Linked DNA regions of Homo sapiens: region 2 is linked to region 1. The links are chromatin loops, found by intact Hi-C in ENCODE. Cell type or tissue: PC-9. All regions are shown on one strand.

Region 1 (8,000 bases):
CCATTTTGGGAAGTCCCTTGATGGGCCAGGATTAAGCAGTCATCAAGGTAAAACCGCTTGGAAGCAAATCTGGATGCCAGAGCTTCGTCTGCGGCCGGTTTCCATCTGTTTCCATAAACACAAAGCACCGGGGAGGAAAAATCACTTTAGACTTTTTTCCTGCAGGGGCTCACATTGCACAGATCGGACTTGCAGCTCGCAAGGCGGTAGGGATTCTCGGATAGGTTCTGCTTTGGAAGGGAGAGCAGGTTCTTGGTGGTTCATCTGAGCCAGCAGTGCTGTTCGTCCTGGTGTGTGCGGCTTGTTGCTTAGATTTGCATTTGGCAGAGGACTCAGATGTGCACTTGGTTGCCCTGTGGGTCTGTAATGTCAGGTGCTCAAGGCTGTGGCAGTGCCCCGGGGCCACCTACTGATCGATGCCTTCTTATAGGAGGCTTGCCCACATTTATGGTGAGCCTCTGACACACACTTGTCCATCCTGCAGGCCTCAAGGTGACAGCAGCCCCTCCAGAGGGCCTTCTCTGATTCCTGGACATCTCCTGCCCCTTGCTTTGCTTGATTAGGGACTCTGCTGGACTCCCCTGCTTCCCAGCTGCTCTGTTCTTTACCCTGCGGCATTGATCACACCCTGCTGGTTCCTTGGAGCTCCAGAGGTCACCCTAGCACAGTGCTTGGTACGCAGCAGCTGCTCAAAGTGTATTGCACACCTGAGTGAGGAAGCAAGAGCCCCCAGAGGGCCTCGTTACAGAGGAGGGCCTGGGGCGCAGAGAGCTCCGGCACTGCTGCGAGTCTGCAGCTGAGACGGGGTCCAGAGCCAGGTTCAGCAGCACAAGCCCGGCCCGGTCCCCTCTGGAAGACTATGTCACAGGATGCCTGGGATGGGGGCGGATGATGCCTGGGGAACGGGGGGATCCTGAGGAGACACCTCCCTGCCCCTGCCCCACCATGCTCCTGCTCCATGGAGTCAAAGGCTGGATTTGTTGATCTCTCGAATGGGGCGACCCGACCCTGGGGAAAAGGTTTCTGCCCCTGCGGAGGAGCCTGGCATATGTGCAAAGGAGGCCAGGCTGCCCGGGCCGAGGGCGCTTCCACTCCGAGTGCTCAGCTGCTGTCCCTGGCCCCTGCCCCCACTGCCCACAGCTTTGCACACCCATTGGAAACCCACTGGCTGGATCGGGACCCCCTGGTGTGGGTGGCGGGGACGTGGCCACTGCTTGGGGGATCCCCCTGCGGTTGTGACTTCCTGGGAATCCTCCTCCTGAGACGGGCGGCAGGTGGGGTCAGCAGGGATGGCCTCTCAAAGGTTAAGCTCTGTCCTGTGACAGACATGCACAGAGGACTTGGCGGTGGTGGAGGTGGGGGCTTGCATCTGCAGGAGGGGCAGCAACGATGATGGTGACTGCAGCGGGGCAGCCGTGGGCAGTGTGTTGTCTCCCTTACTCTTGCGGGTGCCGCTGCCCCCATCTCACAGCTGAGGAAACCAAGACTCTGCCTCACTCACCATGGGCCACCTGGCTGGGGATGGATGGGGAGCTGCGTTGGCCAGATTCTGAACAATCTTAGTGCTCAGTTCGGTCAGATCCTTTCAGAAACACACAGCCTCGATCGTGCTTGGGTCGCAGTTGGCTCTGTAGTGCGTGTGGTTCGTGTGAGGCCTTCCTTGTGTGGCTCCTACGGCCGCAGAGGTGCCAGCAACCTGTCCCTGGCCTCTGAGCCTCCCCTGGCTGCCACATGTCAGCAGAGGTGCCTGCCCCGTGGTACACCCGGAGCATCTGTGAGACGCAGGCCGGCGGAGAGTGCTGAGCTCAGCCCTACGCTGAGACTGGCAAAGAGACTTCGCCTGCTGAGCCTAAGGGCCTGGGTGGGCCCCACACCCTCCTTCACCGTCAGACAGCCTAGGGGAGAAATAGTGGGGGGTGTCGGGGGGCCAAGTGCTTTCCCAGGCCCTTCCAGGCACTCCTGCGGGAGTTCAGAGCAGGAGCAGGTGTGGAGTTGACGTCGCAGAGGAGATTCACGCACCTTCCTGTCCTGTGTTAACGCTTGCACTTAATAACCGAGTTACTAAGTCATCGCTTCAGAGATAAGGGTAGACACTGGAAAGTTATTGCCGTAGTGTTAGAGATACAGTTATTAGTCCCCTTCCCATTAAAATGGCCATTAATTAGGGAGGCCAGTGAAGCCACTGGAAACCCATCAGCCCCTCCAGGTGATGGCTACTGTCACCTGTCCCCATTAGCAGACTGGGAACGTGCAGTGGATGACCAGGCCATGAGAGGGGGGTTCTGGGGTGAGGCTCAGTCGGGAGGCTGAGGCCTTTCCTTCTGGGTGCTTTCCCTTTAAGAGCTTGCATCAGACCATCTAGCTGATGTGTGCAGGTGACCACTCTGACCCTCAGTTTCATCATTTGACAAGGGGCATAGTAACATTGACCTCATTGGGTGGTTGAGGATTCATGGAGGCAGTGGGGTAACTTTTGAGCCCAGAGCCGAACGTGTCACCCAGAACACAAGCACTGGCTCTTCCAAGAAGGTTCCTGGCAGTGTGATGGTCCCACCCTGCTTGTGGGCAGTGGCTGATTTTGGGCTTGTCCGCCTGGCCAGTGGATTGCTGTGTGTCTGGGGTGTGGGTCCCAGCTTTGTGGGCTGCATCTTGGCATCGTTGTGCAGAGTGTGGAGTGTGCCAGTTACCTGCTGGGGAAGAAAGGCGCTGGCAACTGTTTGAGGGCGGAGGGAGCCTCTCCTCGTACAGCCAGGGCATCCCGAGGCCAGAGGAAGGTGGCAGAAGGGGGTCTAGCAGGCCGGGCGGGGGTTCTGTGGGAAACAGAAATGGGGTGGTGGTGGCTCAGATAACCACGTGCCTCTCAGCCTCCCCTTTCCCCAGGTGGGTGGGGAGGGAGACTCGGGGCAGGCAGCGACTTGCTGAAGGCCACACCAAGGGTTTAAGCTCAGCCTTGCCCAGACGCCAGCCCTGGCATCCCCTGCCTTCCCCTCTGTAGCTGGCCACTGTGCGTCCAGACCCCGGTGGCCAGCCTCCCCCATTGTCCCCGTTCTTCAGGCCAGCCCTTTCTGTGTCTCCTGGCAGAAAGGACAGAGATGGTTTCTCTCTTCCCTGCCTCACCCCTGCACCCAGGCAGCCTTGATCAGCCTTTTAAACAGTTCTGGCTGTGTCCTCTCTGGCTGTGTCCATCCCTGTGGCCTCCTGCCCAGGCCTTCCTGCCATCGTGCACCTGGCCTGGTTAGAAGACTCCTTGGGGCCGCCCCCCTCCCGCGGTCCTGCCTTCCCTCCACCCAGTATCCTCTTTGCAGCCTGAAGCATCTCTCAAACACCAGCCTGACCCTGCACTCCCACTGCCCCAGGCGAGGCCAGCTCCTTGGCCCTGTGTCCGACAGGCCTCCGCTCTTTGGTCCCCTGTGTGGCCATGGCCGCTCTCCGGGCCTGTGCGTGGGCTCTGCCCCTGCACGTTCTCCTGGCCTTGGCTGACTGGCTGCTCTCCCTCAGTCCCAGGGGGCCTGCCTTCCTTAGGGGAATAGTCTTTGCTCCACACCCACCCCGTCCCTTGCCCCCTACCACTCTTGTCTCCACAGCGCCTCTGCTGGCAGCGGTCAGTGGTGCTGGGCGTGGGAGCAGGGCGTGCCTGAATGGGGCCATCCCAGGGGAGATGCATGCTCCTTTCCAATATTGTATTAGTCAGGGTTCTCCAGAACAGCAGCGCTGATAGCATATGGATAGATAGGAAGATTTAATACCAGGGACTGGCTCACACGATCCTGGGGGCTGAGAAGTCCTGAAACCAGCTGCTGTGAAGCTGGAGGTCAGGAAGGCTGGTAGTGCAGCTCCAGTCCTGATCCGAAGGCCCAAGACCCAAGGGGCCTGATGGCGTGAGTCCCAGTCTGAGCCCAAAGGCCTGAGAACGACGAGCGTCGATGTCCGAGGGCAGGAGATGATGGCTGTGCCCGCTGGGCAGTGAGTGAATAAGGCCTTCGTCTGCCATCATGACCTGTTTGGGCCCCCGCAGTTGGGTGAGGCCCGAGGGCACGGGAGGCGTCTGCTATACTCGGCTGCCGACTCAGATGCTGGTCTCCTCTGGAAATGCTGCCCAGCCACTCCGGAGGTAATGTCCTACCTGCCCTCTGGGTACCCCTTAGCCCAGGCAGGATGGTGCCGTAGCATTAGCCACATTAGCCATCACAAACGTCAATTCATTCTATAGCCTCTTGTGCTAGAGGGGACTGGAGCGGGGGCCTCGCGTGTGTTCCTGCGGTGTTTCTCAGCAGGTCCTGGCGCAGGGCAGTTGGTAGCTGAGCTTTTGAAGGGACTGGCAGGGTCAGTCCTGCCGTGCGCTGCAGTGCCGGGCAGTCTGTGCCTCCAAGGGGATCGCCTGTTTCTTTGCTACTTTATCATAGGCCTGCGCCTCCTCCAGGCAGCCCTCACTTCGAGCTGCTCAGACTCTCTGACTACAATTCTGGGTTGCCCAGAGCCTGCCTTTTGTCTGTGGGGCCCCCTCTGCCTGCTCAGGGCCTGCCCTCTGCCTGATGAGCTCCTTAGCCGGCAGAAGGGTGGCCTGTTCCCATCAGCTGTGGATAGCTCCCCGGGGCTGTGGCGCTGGGCTGTGTGGTGGGGGCAGTTGGCTCTGTGAAGCCAGGCCAGGCAGTGGCTGGGGACTGGGTCTGGCCTTGGCACGGAGGGTTCGGCACTCGGCTCTGGCCCTGTGAACCCGGGTTCCCAGCCCACCCTGAGTGACCTCCTGAGCCCCGGCTTGCACACACGTGACCTGAGCGTGGTGAGAGTTCAGAGCTTGGGGGCAGTGAAAGAAACGCAGGTGATCCCGTGAAGCGCTCAGTCTGGGGTCTGCAGCGGGAGAGCCTGTGATTCTGTTTTTATGGTGACCGTCCTCATTCCCACCCTTGTTCTTTCTGGGGCTGCTCTGCCCCGACTGGCTATGGGGCCTTGGATGAGACGCACCCATTTCTAGACCCGTCTTCTCTGTGTGTAAGGTGAGGGTTCTGGACGCATGTTTCCCCCAAGGCCTCTTGCAGCTCGGACCATGCACAGCGCCTGGCTCCATGAGGCCTCCACGCCCCACTTCCTGCCTGGACAGTCTGCAGTTGTGGGCTGGGGAGGGAGATGGATCCTAGGGTCCCACATGGGAATCTGCCTGTGTAGACGCCTGTGTTCCAGCCCCTTGGTTCACTGTCTCCACCTCTGGGAAGAGGGAAGGGTCCAAGGAAGAAGCAGCGCAGGAGGTTCTTGGAGGGGGCAAGACATCTGTGTAGAGAGTGGGGTGGTGTGGGGGAGGCCAGAACCCCTCCCTCCTGCCCTTGAGGTGCTGTTCCCATAACCCCACCTTGGCCTCAAGGTCTGGGCGGGTACCTTGAGCTTCCTGTGGGATTCTTGTACCTTGGAGGCAGTGACTCACGCGCTAGGCAGCAGATCTGTGTCATGGTCTCCGGCCTTGCCTCTGATTAAAGAGGGACTGATGCGGCTCGTCTGCAGCCTGGGTCTGGGATGCCTCCCACACTGGAACCCACCTTTATCCCCGCTTTTTCCTGGTGGACAGGGGAGGGAGGCGCCATCTGTGCCTGGCTCCTGCAGCCACAGCAGCGCTGAGTGATGCCCAGGAGGGGCTGGGGAGTGTCTCTGGGAATGAGAGAGCAGCATTCGCAGACAGTGAGTGGCCCAGCCTGCCCAGCCAGTCTTGCTGGGACAGGTTTACTGGCCTTGCAGGCTGCAGGCCCCCACTCAGAAACCTTGCTTTCATGCCTGGAGGCTGTGGTTTGTCCCTCAGCTTCAAATCCAGGATGGATAGCCGGCCCTCCAGGGCAGGGCGGCGTGGAGAGCCGGGCTCTGCTGCCAGAGGCACCAGCTGTCTGCCCCAGCCCCGGTGACTCCTCCTCAGAAAGGGGAGAGCCACAGAACCATCTCGTGGGGGGTTTTGAGGGAATAAAATGAAATAAACCTGGGAAAGATCTGGCAGGCAGGAGGCCTAGACGGTGGTTAGCTGTCCTGGAGGACGCCGTGTCTGGGAGAGACGAGCCTCAGGCTCCAAACAGGAACCCCTCGTTCTAGGCTGGGCCCTGCCTGGAAGTTGCTGGGTGGGCTTGTGAAGCTCTTGCATCTTCCCAGCTGGGTTTTAGGTTTCCCATCTCAAAATTGGAGAATTTGGACCAGATGGCTGCTAAGCTGCTTCCATGAAGGACGGGAAATTCCCCCCAACAGCCCCTGACCCCCGACTGATTCCTGTAGAGTTTCCTGGTGGGGAGCAGCTGCCGCCTGATGCAGCTGCCTCATGCAGCTTGCCCAGCCCTGGGACACAGGGCTTCCGTGCTGGCATTAGGAACAGTGGGCAGTCAGTGTTCAGGGGACCTGAGGCTATTGGTCCAGGCGTTTCCCAGGGCAGTGCCGCTCCTGTCTTGGGTGCTGATTGCTTTCACAGGCAGCGTCTGCCCGGAGCACTGTGCAGAGACAGCTGCAGAGGCCAGTGTCTTCAGCAGGGGCATGGTGACCAGCTAGTGACTCCACCGTGAGCACAGTGGGACTGGGAGTGTGGCAGGACGCCCTTTGCCATCTGTATGTCTTGCGGTTTCCTTATTCCACACACAGGGAAACCGAGGCCCAGAGAGGAGTGGCTGAGATCGTCCGTGGCAGGCTTAGGACTTGATCCCAGCTCTGGCGTAATGTCCTGGTCTGAGCCTCTGTACTGTTTTGCTCAGGATCTCAGATTAAATTGCAGCTTCCCTCACATGCCCAGCACAGAGCAGGCACTCAGCTAACATGTGAGCCCAGTTGCTGTTGTGTGTTTTCCTGTCTTCCTTCCTCCCTCCCCCACCCCCCCGCCCCCTCCCTCTGTCGCCCAGGCTGGAGTGCAGTGGCTCAAGCTTGGCTCACTGCAACCTCCGCCTCCTGGGTTCAAGCAATTCTTCTGCCCCAGCCTCCCAAGTAGCTGAGATTACAGGTGCACACCACCACACCTGGCTAATTTTTGTATTTTTAGTAGAGATGGGGTTTCACCACGTTGCCCAGGCTGGTCTAGAACTTCTAGCTTCAAGTGATCTGCCTGCCTCTGCCTCCCAGAGTGCTAGGATTACAGGCGTGAGCCACCCCCTTGTGTGCTTTTCTGTCCACCCATCTGCCCCGCTTCTTGAGCGGTAGACTCTGTCTTAGTCAAGAAGCTCCCAGAGCCCCATGGTTGGAGTGGCCGCCTGGAGAGGACGTGCTGCCCCGGATACTCCACCAGCTTACGCCTCCTCCTGTGCTCCAGGAGGCCACCTGGGCCCACTTCTCCCTTCCAGCCTCTTCTCTCCCCGGGTCCCAAGGTGCACAAAGCGACTCTGACCCCCGGGGCTTCCCTGCCAGCCTTCCTGCCTCTGCTCCAGGCTTTGGGTTTCCTCTGGAGGTGTCGGGAACTGGGCCTAGGACCCCGACCCTTCAAGCCGAGGAGAGGCTGTGCCCCCACATGCTGGTTGGGGCAGCTGGGCCAGTGTAGCTGACTGCAGTGGGGAAAAGACGGTGCGCGGAGTGAGGACGCCATCAGCCCTTTTCCTCTAGCCTGGCCACACCATGGCAGAGAAGAGGGGGAAGTTAGACTCGCAGTCACCCACCCAGCACAGCCATGGAAACATGGAGGACGTGGGTGCTGGGAGCCGAGCATGCAGGGAGGAAGCCAGGGCTTGCAGTTTTCTTTGGGGCTGGCCCCTGCCCCTGCCCCTTTCTTCTCTTCCCTCTTGGGGTCGGCCAGGTCACTGACGCCCTGGTTCACATACGATCAGTCTCCCCACATCCCTGGCCCTGGCCAGTGTCCCGTTCACAGCTATGCCATCTCTGGGGGCTTCTCAGCCACCCCCTTGAGGAGCTCACAAGGATTTTCAGGTCTGCCCTCTGTGCCAGTGCCTGAGAGTCCTGGATGTGATTCCAGCTGGGAGAACCTTCCAGACTAGAATCCCAACATTTCATTCCCAGTGGGGCAGACACTCAGAGGAAGGGTGGAGCGATGACCCCATGGA
Region 2 (8,000 bases), 92 kb before region 1:
CCTGGCCGCCTCCCCATTGTGATTCAGGACCCGGGTGGTGCAGGTGGCCCCAGGCTGTGGGTTTTGTTGACAGCTGGGGACCCGTGACTGGCTCAGCCCACACCCTGGACCAGCTCCTGGGGCCCCTGTCCTGCCCTGCTCCTTCCCACGCTGGCCTTGACCCTTCATGTCAGCAGCCTCCACATGCTGGCCATGGTTGTCCTTTGCAGTATGAAATGGGTGGCCTGGGCAGGAGGCCAGTGTCACAGTCACGACTCACCTCCCCAGTGGAGCAGCTCAGGCCCCCCAGCCTTTCTCTGGTGTTGCCGTCTGGTGGCCTGGGAGGGGTGGGCTGGCTCCTGGGCTGCCCCTCTGTGTGTGTGTGGGCCGTGGGCCTGGCCAGGACAGTTTCTAGGCTAGAGAGTCATTGGCGTAGAACATGTGGCCCCCTCCTGGGTTCCTGGGGCACAGTGGAGTCACCGGTCCCACGGTGCCTGCTTGCGGCTGCCCCTGGGCTGCCGTGGCGACCCAGATGGTGACGATCAGGATCAGTTAAACACCGAGGGGCCAAGTGGGTCTGACCCCCAGAGGGCTTTCCCTGCCCCCGACAGGCCTCACAGCAGCAGTTACGACTGTTCCATCTGCAAGCTTTGGAGACTGAGGGTCAGAGGGCACACGGACTCTGCCTGACTTCGTTGGGGGAAGCGATGGTGGGAGTGGAACCCGGGGCTTCCCGGTCCAGACCTTGGTGTCCCCACTCCCCGCAGGAGGCACCGCGGGCTCCTGAGATACTGTGACTTGCACCTGTAATATATATATATTTTTTATTTCAAAAAGGAAAAGATAGAATTTTCACACACCATTCCCTTCTCATGCAAATGAACCTTGGGAGAAATTGGCCTGTCATCTCTTTGGGTGTATTTTGTGGTAATTTAGCTGCTTAAACGAAACATCTGTTAACCAGGGAGAGCCAGGCTGTAGATTAAAGCAAGAGTACAGAAGCCGTTTGCATTTACTGTGATTGAGGAGTGGCCTGCTAGTTCAGGGCTGCCCTGCAGATGGACAGACGAGACCATTTGACACGAGAGGCTGTGGGGCAGGTGACAGGCCCGAGGCTTTCTGCTGCCTGCCCCTGGGGCCTGAGGAGAGGCAGCTTTCTTGTTGGTAGCTAGGCCAGAGGCTGGGGCTGGGCTTCGAAGTTGGAGGTGCTGGGCCAGCAAGGCTGGGCCCAGGGAAGGAGCCACCTCCATCTCTGCAGCCCCACATGTGTCTGTCAAAGGGACCAGGTACACCAACCACAGGGCTGTGGGTGCCGTGGACAGCCTCGTGATCGCCACTGCCACGCCTCTGTGGGCTCCTCTGTAGAACGGGCTGTGGGGGTGGTCAGGTGAGGTCTGGTGAGGTCCCGTGAGCCTCGGTGGCCTCGTGTGGGCCAAGGTCCCTGGCTCCCAGCAAGCACCGAACGTGGTGCCATCCCCCAGCCTCCGCTTGGGAAACTGCCTTTTTACGAGACTTGTATTTTCAAGACATGGCGGGCGGGGGTTTTCCTCACATCGCTTGCTGTGTGGGGTCATCGGGTGGGGCCCTTCCCCAGGCCTTCCTGTGCCCAGGGAGCTGAGGACCTGGCACTTGTGAGTGATTGGCCCTTGGGGCAAGGGAGAGATGGTTGAGACTCGGTCTCTCCTTCAAGGAGTCCTGCAGAGTCTGAGGGGAGCGGGAGGAGTGTGGCCATTGTGGGAGCTGTTGAGTGGGCAGGGAGGGTGGAGGACCAGGATGGCAGGAGCAGCGGGTGCTGAGGCCAGGGGGTGCAGACCACCCTGCACGTCTGGGGGGTGGCAGGAACTCTGAGTCACTGCCTTGAAGGCTGCAGGGAGGCAGGGCCGGCTTCATCCTGGGTGTGCCAGGGAACCCTGGGCAGGGTTGGTGCAGATGTGGCGTGCTCAGATTTGGCTTTGGAAAGCTCCACTGTGTCTGCACTACAGGGACACCTGGAGAGGGAGGCCTGGAGCCCCAGAGGCTGGGGCAGAGGCAGATGGGGGTGTCCAGGCTGGGGGGTGGGGAGAGAAGTGGGAATGGAGAGAGATGGACGGCCCCGCTGGAGCGCAGGAGGAGTGGGTGGGCTTGGGGTGGATTGGACTTGGGTGATGAAGAGGGTGCTCTGGGGTCAGGCTTGAGCAGTGCGATGGACAGTGGGGCTCATCTGGAGTTGGCCCTAGGGGTTCAAGTCCCCCACTGGCCAAGGTTGCAGGGATGTCTGGGTTCTCCCAGCAGCCTTCCTGGAATCCGCTCTGGTCAGGGTTGGGGTGTTTCAGCTCCACCCCTGAGGTTCCCTGGTTGGCCTCAGGCTTCTTGTCTCAGTGGTGCTGATGCTGGTTGGTGTCCAGGTTTGCTGGACTTGAAGGTGGGAGGTCAGTGGTCTTGGTGGGTCTGGCCCCAGCCTGGGAGTGACCAAACTTAGCAGCCTCTGGCACTGTCAGATCCCTGGAGAGAGACGTCTGATTGGCACAGACTGAATTCCAGATCCTCCCTCCTTCCCTGTTCGTTGTATTCTCTACCATGCCAGCAGCGCAGCCGTGAGAAGCCGCAGTTCATCCGGCAGGAGGGAAGCAGGTGCAGAGGCTCGTCCTCGCAGGCCCGGCGGGCACGGTGGAATCCAGCTCTCGTCCTCGCAGGCCCGGCGGGCACGGTGGAATCCAGCTCTCGGGGGAAGTGTGAATCCCGGCATGTGGGATTCATCTCAGGCAACTAGACGGCTTTCACCGACACCCGGCCAAACTGCCTCAAAACCCAAAACAGTTGTCTCTTATTTTTAAGTGGTTTTTGCCTGTGGAAAGAGTGGTTTTTCTTAGAAAAGGGCACTGCCTTAGATTGATTTTTGGGGGACTCACTTATTGCTATTGATCTGTTAAAGCTTTAATCGGGAAATAGCCTCGTGGTGGTTCTCAGTGAGGCACATTTGCTGCAACCGAGGGTGGCTGTGCTGTCGCGAGCCGCTGAGCCAGCCAGCCGGGGGTCTCGAGACACCCTCCAGATCTGAGCTGGGGACAGGGCCCTACCCCGGCAGGTCCCAGGAGTGAGCCCAGGGCTGACAGAGGACAGTGCCATGGTCTGAAGCTGCACGAGAGGCAGAGGCCGATGGTGGCTCTCTCTCCCGGCTACAAGGCTCTGTGATGGGTCAGTGTGTGGCTGGAGGATGTCCCCAGGCAGCCCCAGAGCCCGGGTCGTGTAGGCTCTAGAGGACCGGCAGCTCTGTCCAGGCCCCCGGGGATGGCCCCATGGGTAGGGACCCTGGGGACCATGGGACTGGCCCCGAGCGCGTTTCTCTTCCTCTTCATGTTGCCTGGTGCATGGGTGGTACCAGAGCTTTGACAACTGCATCTCTGAGCCTCTCTTGCCTTTTGGTGGTGTTTTTCCCCCCCACAACCTTTTCAAATGTATTATTTATTTATTTAATTGGTACATAATAATTGTACGTTGTTTATGGGGTATGTGTGACACTTTGATACACATATGCCATTGTTTATGGGGTATGTGTGACACTTTAATACACATATACCGTGTGTAATGATGAAATGAGGGTCATTAGGATGCCCATGATCCCAAACATGTGGCATTTCTTTGTGTTGGGAACATTTCACGTCCTCTCTTCTAGTTATTTTGAAATATGCAAGAAGTTATCGTTAACTGTAATCCTCCTGCCGTGCTTCTGAGCACTAGGACTCGTTCCTGTCTAATTGCATGTTTGCCCCCATTAACCAATCTCTCTTCACTTTCCTGTCGCCCCACCCAGTCTCTGATGTCCATCATTCCACTCTGTCCCTCCATGAGGTCAACTTTTTTAGCTTTAACATATGAGAGAGACATCATATGATATTTAGGTTTTTTTTTTTTTTTTTTTTTTTTGGTTATAGAGTCTTCCTCTGTTGCCCAGGCTGGAGTGCAGTGGTGTGATCTTGGCTCACTGCGACCTCCACCTCGTGGGTTCAAGCCATTCTCCTGCCTCAGCCTCCTGAGTAGCTGGTACTACAGGTGCACACCACCACATCCGGCTAATTTTTGTATTTTTAGTAGGAGATGGGGTTTCACCACGTTGGGCGGGCTGGTCTCAAACTCCTGGCCTCAAGTGATCCACCAGCCTAGGCCTCCTAAAGTGCTGGGATTATAGGTGTGAGCCACTGCACCCGGCCCATATGATATTTAGCTTTCTGTGTCTGGCTTTTTTCACTTAACAATGACCTCTAGTTCCATCCACATTGCTGCAATGACAGGATTTTATTCTTTTTCATGGCTGAATAGTATTCTATTGTGTATATATGTCACATTTTCTTTATCCATTCATTCACTGATATTTAGGTTGATTGTGAATAGTGCTACGGTAAAGGTGGGAGTGCAGATATATCTCAAACACTGATTTCCTTTCTTTTGTTTACATGCCTGGTGGTAGGATTGCTGGATCAGGCAGATCTCTTTTTAGTTTTTTGAGGACCCTCTGTACTGTTTCCTATAGTGGCTGTATTAGTCTACGTTCTGACCAGCAGTGTACTAGTGTTCCCCTTTCTCCACATCCTTGCCAGCATCTGTTGATTTCTTGTTGATAATAGCTATTATAACTGGGGTGAGATGGTATCTCGTTGTGGTTTTGGCTTGCATTCCTGTGATGATTAGTGATGTTGAGCATTTTTTCACATGCCCGTTGGCCATTTGTATGTCTTTTGAGAAATGTCTTAATAACAGATTATTTACCCGTTTAAAAATCAGATTATTATTATTATCATTACTATTTGCTTTTTTTTTTTTTTTTTGAGACAAAGTCTTGCTCAGTCACCTAGGCTGGAGTGCAGTGGTGCAATCTTGGCTTACTGCCACCTCTGCCTCCTGGGTTCAAGCAATTCTCCTGCCTCAGCCTCCCAAGTAGCTGGGATTGCAGGCGCCCGCCACCAAGCCCAACTGATTTTTTGTATTTTTAGTAGAGACAGGGTTTACGGTGTTGGCCAGGCTGGTCTCAAACTCTTGACCTCAAGTGATCTGCCCGCCACGGCCTCCCAGAGTGCTGGGATTACAGGCATGAGCCATCGTGCTCGGCCCTGCTATTAAGTTGACTTTTTTTTTTTAAAGTTTTAAATTTTTTATGTTTTTTGAGTCAGGATCTTGCTCTGTCACCTGGCTGGAGTGCAGTGGTGTGATCACAGCTCACTGCAGCCTCTACCTCCTAGGCTCAAGTGATTCACCTCAGCCCCCAAGTAGCTGGGACAATAGGTGCGTGCCACCACGCCTGGCTAATTTTTGTATGTTTTGTAGAGACGGGGTCTCGCCATATTGCACAGGCCAGTCTCGAACTCCTGGCCTCAAGCCATCTTCCCGCCTCGGCCTCTCAAAGTGTTGGGATTATAGGCATGAGCCACCTCGCTGGACCGAGTTCTTTATGTATTCTGGTTATTAAAAATCCCTTGTCGGATGAATAGTTTGCAGATTTGTTCCCCTATCCTGTAGGTTTTCTCTTCACTCTGTTGATTGTTTGCTTTGCTGTGTGGAGGCGTTTAGCTTGATGTAATCCCATTTGTCTATTTTTCGTTTTGTTCTGTCCGCTTTTGAGGTTTTACCCAAAAAATCTTTGCCCAGACCAATGTCCGGAAGCATTTCCCCAATGTTTTCTTTCAGTAGTTTTATGGTTTTGGGTCTTATGGGTAAGTCTTTAATCCCATTTGATTTGATTCTTGCATATGGGGAGACATGGAAGTCTAGTTTCATTTTTCTGCATATGGATATGCAGTTTACCTATCACCATTTATTAGAGATTGTTCTTTCCCCACTGAATGTTCTTGGTGCCTTTGTTGAAAATGAGTTGACTGTAAATGTGTGGATTCATTTCTGGGTTGTTTTATTCCATTGGTCTAGGTATGTGTTTTGTTTTTATGCCAGTATCATGCTGCTTTTGTTGCTGTAGCTTTGTAGTGTGTTTTGAAGTCAGGTAGTGTGATGCCTCCAGCTTTGTTGTTTTTGTTCAGGATTGCTTTGGCACTTCAGGGTCTTCTGTGTTTTCAATATGTATTTTGGGATTGTTTTTTCTATTTCTTTGAAGAATGTCATTGGTATTTTGATAGGAATTGCATTTAATCTATAGATATTTTGGTAGTGTGGTCATTTTCAAATTATTAATTCTTCGAATGCATGAACATGGGATGTCTTCCATTTTTGGTGACTGCTTGAATTTTTTTAATCAGTGTTTTACAGTTTCTCTTGTAGGGATCTTTCACCTCCTTGGTTAAATTTATTCCTAGAAATTTTAATTATTTTGTAGCTGTTATAAATGGTATTGCTTTCTTGACTTTTTTTTTTTTTTTTGACAGTCTCGCTCTGTCATCCAGGCTGGAGTGCAGTGGCATGATCTTGGCTCATTGCAACCTTCATCTCGTGGGTTCAAATGATTCTCCTGTCTCAGCCTCCCTAGTAGCTGGGACTATAGGTTCCCATCATCATGCCTGCCTAACTTTTGTTATTATTATTTTTTTTTTTTAGAGATGGGGTTTCACCATGTTGGCCAGGCTGGTCTCAAACTTCTGACCTCAGGTGATCTGCCCACCTTGGCCTCCCAATGTGCGGTGATTAGAGGCATGAGCCACTGTGCCTGGCCTTTCTTGATTTTTTTTTTATTCTGCTAGTCCATTGTTGGTGTATGGAAATGCTACTGTTTTCTATATGTTAATTTTGTATCCTGCAATGTTACTGAATTTGTTATCAGTTCTAGGTTTTTTTGGTGGAGCTTTTAGGGTTTTCTATATCTAAGATCATGTCTGCAAACAGGGACAGTTTGACTTCCTGCTTTCCAATTTGGAGGCCCTCTATTTCTTTCCTGTGTTTAATTGGTCTGGCTAGCACTTCTAGTACTACGTTGAATAAGAGTGGTGAAAGTGGGCACCCTTATTTTGTTCCAGTTCTTAGAGAAAAAGCTTTCAGGTTCTCCCCATTCAGTATAATGTTAGCTATGGGTTTCTCATGTATGACCTTTATTGTGTAGAGGAGTGCTCCTTCTGTACCTAGATTTTTGAGGGTTTTTATCCCAAAATGATATTGAATTTTATCAAATGCTTTTTCTGCATCTGTTGAGATGATCATATGGTTTTTGTTCTTCCTTCTGTTGATGTGATATATCATGTTTATTGATTTCTGTATGTTGAGCCATCCTTGCATTCCTGGGATAAATCCCATTTGATCATGGTAAGGGGTCTTTATATTGTGTTGTTGGATTTGGTTTGCTAGGATTTTGTGGATGATTTTTGCATCTATGTTCGTTAGGGTATTGGCCTATAATTTTTATGTTGTGCTAAAATGTATTTTTCATTATACATATATGACATCCATTATAAAAAGCATACGCATGCAAAATTATATATGTTATATACATAAATATGTGTATTATATATATTTATGCAAATGTAAATACATATATTTGTGTGTATATATTTGTACAAATGTAAATACATGTATTTGTGTGTGTGTGTATATACATATGTGTATATATATATATATCAGGGCTCACTGCAGCCTTGAACTCCCAGGCTCAAGCCATTTTCCTGCCTCAGCCTCCTTAGTAGCTGGGACTACAGGCGTGTGCCACTGCGCCTGGCCAATTTTTGTATGTTTTGTAGAGACAGGGTTTTGCCATGTTGCTCAGACTGGTCTTGAACTCCTGGGCTCACATAATCTGCACCTTGGACTCCCAAAGTGCTGGGACTACAGGCATGAGCCAACATACCTGGCCTATTCATTTATATATATGTATATATATGTATATATATATATATATATATATATATGAATGAATAATTTTTTTTAAAGTTTACTAGTCTTCTTATCACCTAGAGGAGAGCTATTTACATTTAATTGTGGTCACTCCTGTTTGATTTACAGAACTGGGCTGTGCTATACTTTCCATTTAGGACTCAGCTTTTCTCATATCCTTGCCTATCCTAAATGGTTTTCCATGTACTTTATTTCATTGATTCCAAGATGACATAGTTTTC

What was found. Hi-C counts contacts between places; a loop is a spot of excess contacts. Peaks named below come from ENCODE experiments on the same cell type or tissue, not always from the same donor. Only the 100,000 strongest peaks of a DNase experiment are listed, where the experiment ranks them.
Region 2: a loop joins it to region 1, with 5 times the contacts of the local background. A loop is called at or near these places in 2 of 110 quality-filtered maps.

Annotation. Positions count from the first base shown.
Region 1 is chr9:133,871,940-133,879,939 of GRCh38, reverse strand. The region is part of intron 2 of VAV2 (vav guanine nucleotide exchange factor 2); the gene reads left to right. Among named protein-coding and RNA genes, the nearest start is that of VAV2, 120 kb to the left of the region's middle. RefSeq lists enhancers at 2,538-3,271, 3,272-4,007, 4,793-5,992, 6,989-7,489, 7,490-7,990. In PC-9, a CTCF peak has its summit at 3,549; DNase peaks (open chromatin) are centred at 5,429, 5,519 and 6,339; H3K4me3 peaks cover 1,037 bases; H3K27ac peaks cover 3,979 bases.
Region 2 is chr9:133,963,816-133,971,815 of GRCh38, reverse strand. The region is part of intron 1 of VAV2 (vav guanine nucleotide exchange factor 2); the gene reads left to right. Among named protein-coding and RNA genes, the nearest start is that of VAV2, 25 kb to the left of the region's middle. RefSeq lists enhancers at 3-886, 887-1,771. In PC-9, no CTCF peak of the experiment used is centred here; a DNase peak (open chromatin) is centred at 4,605.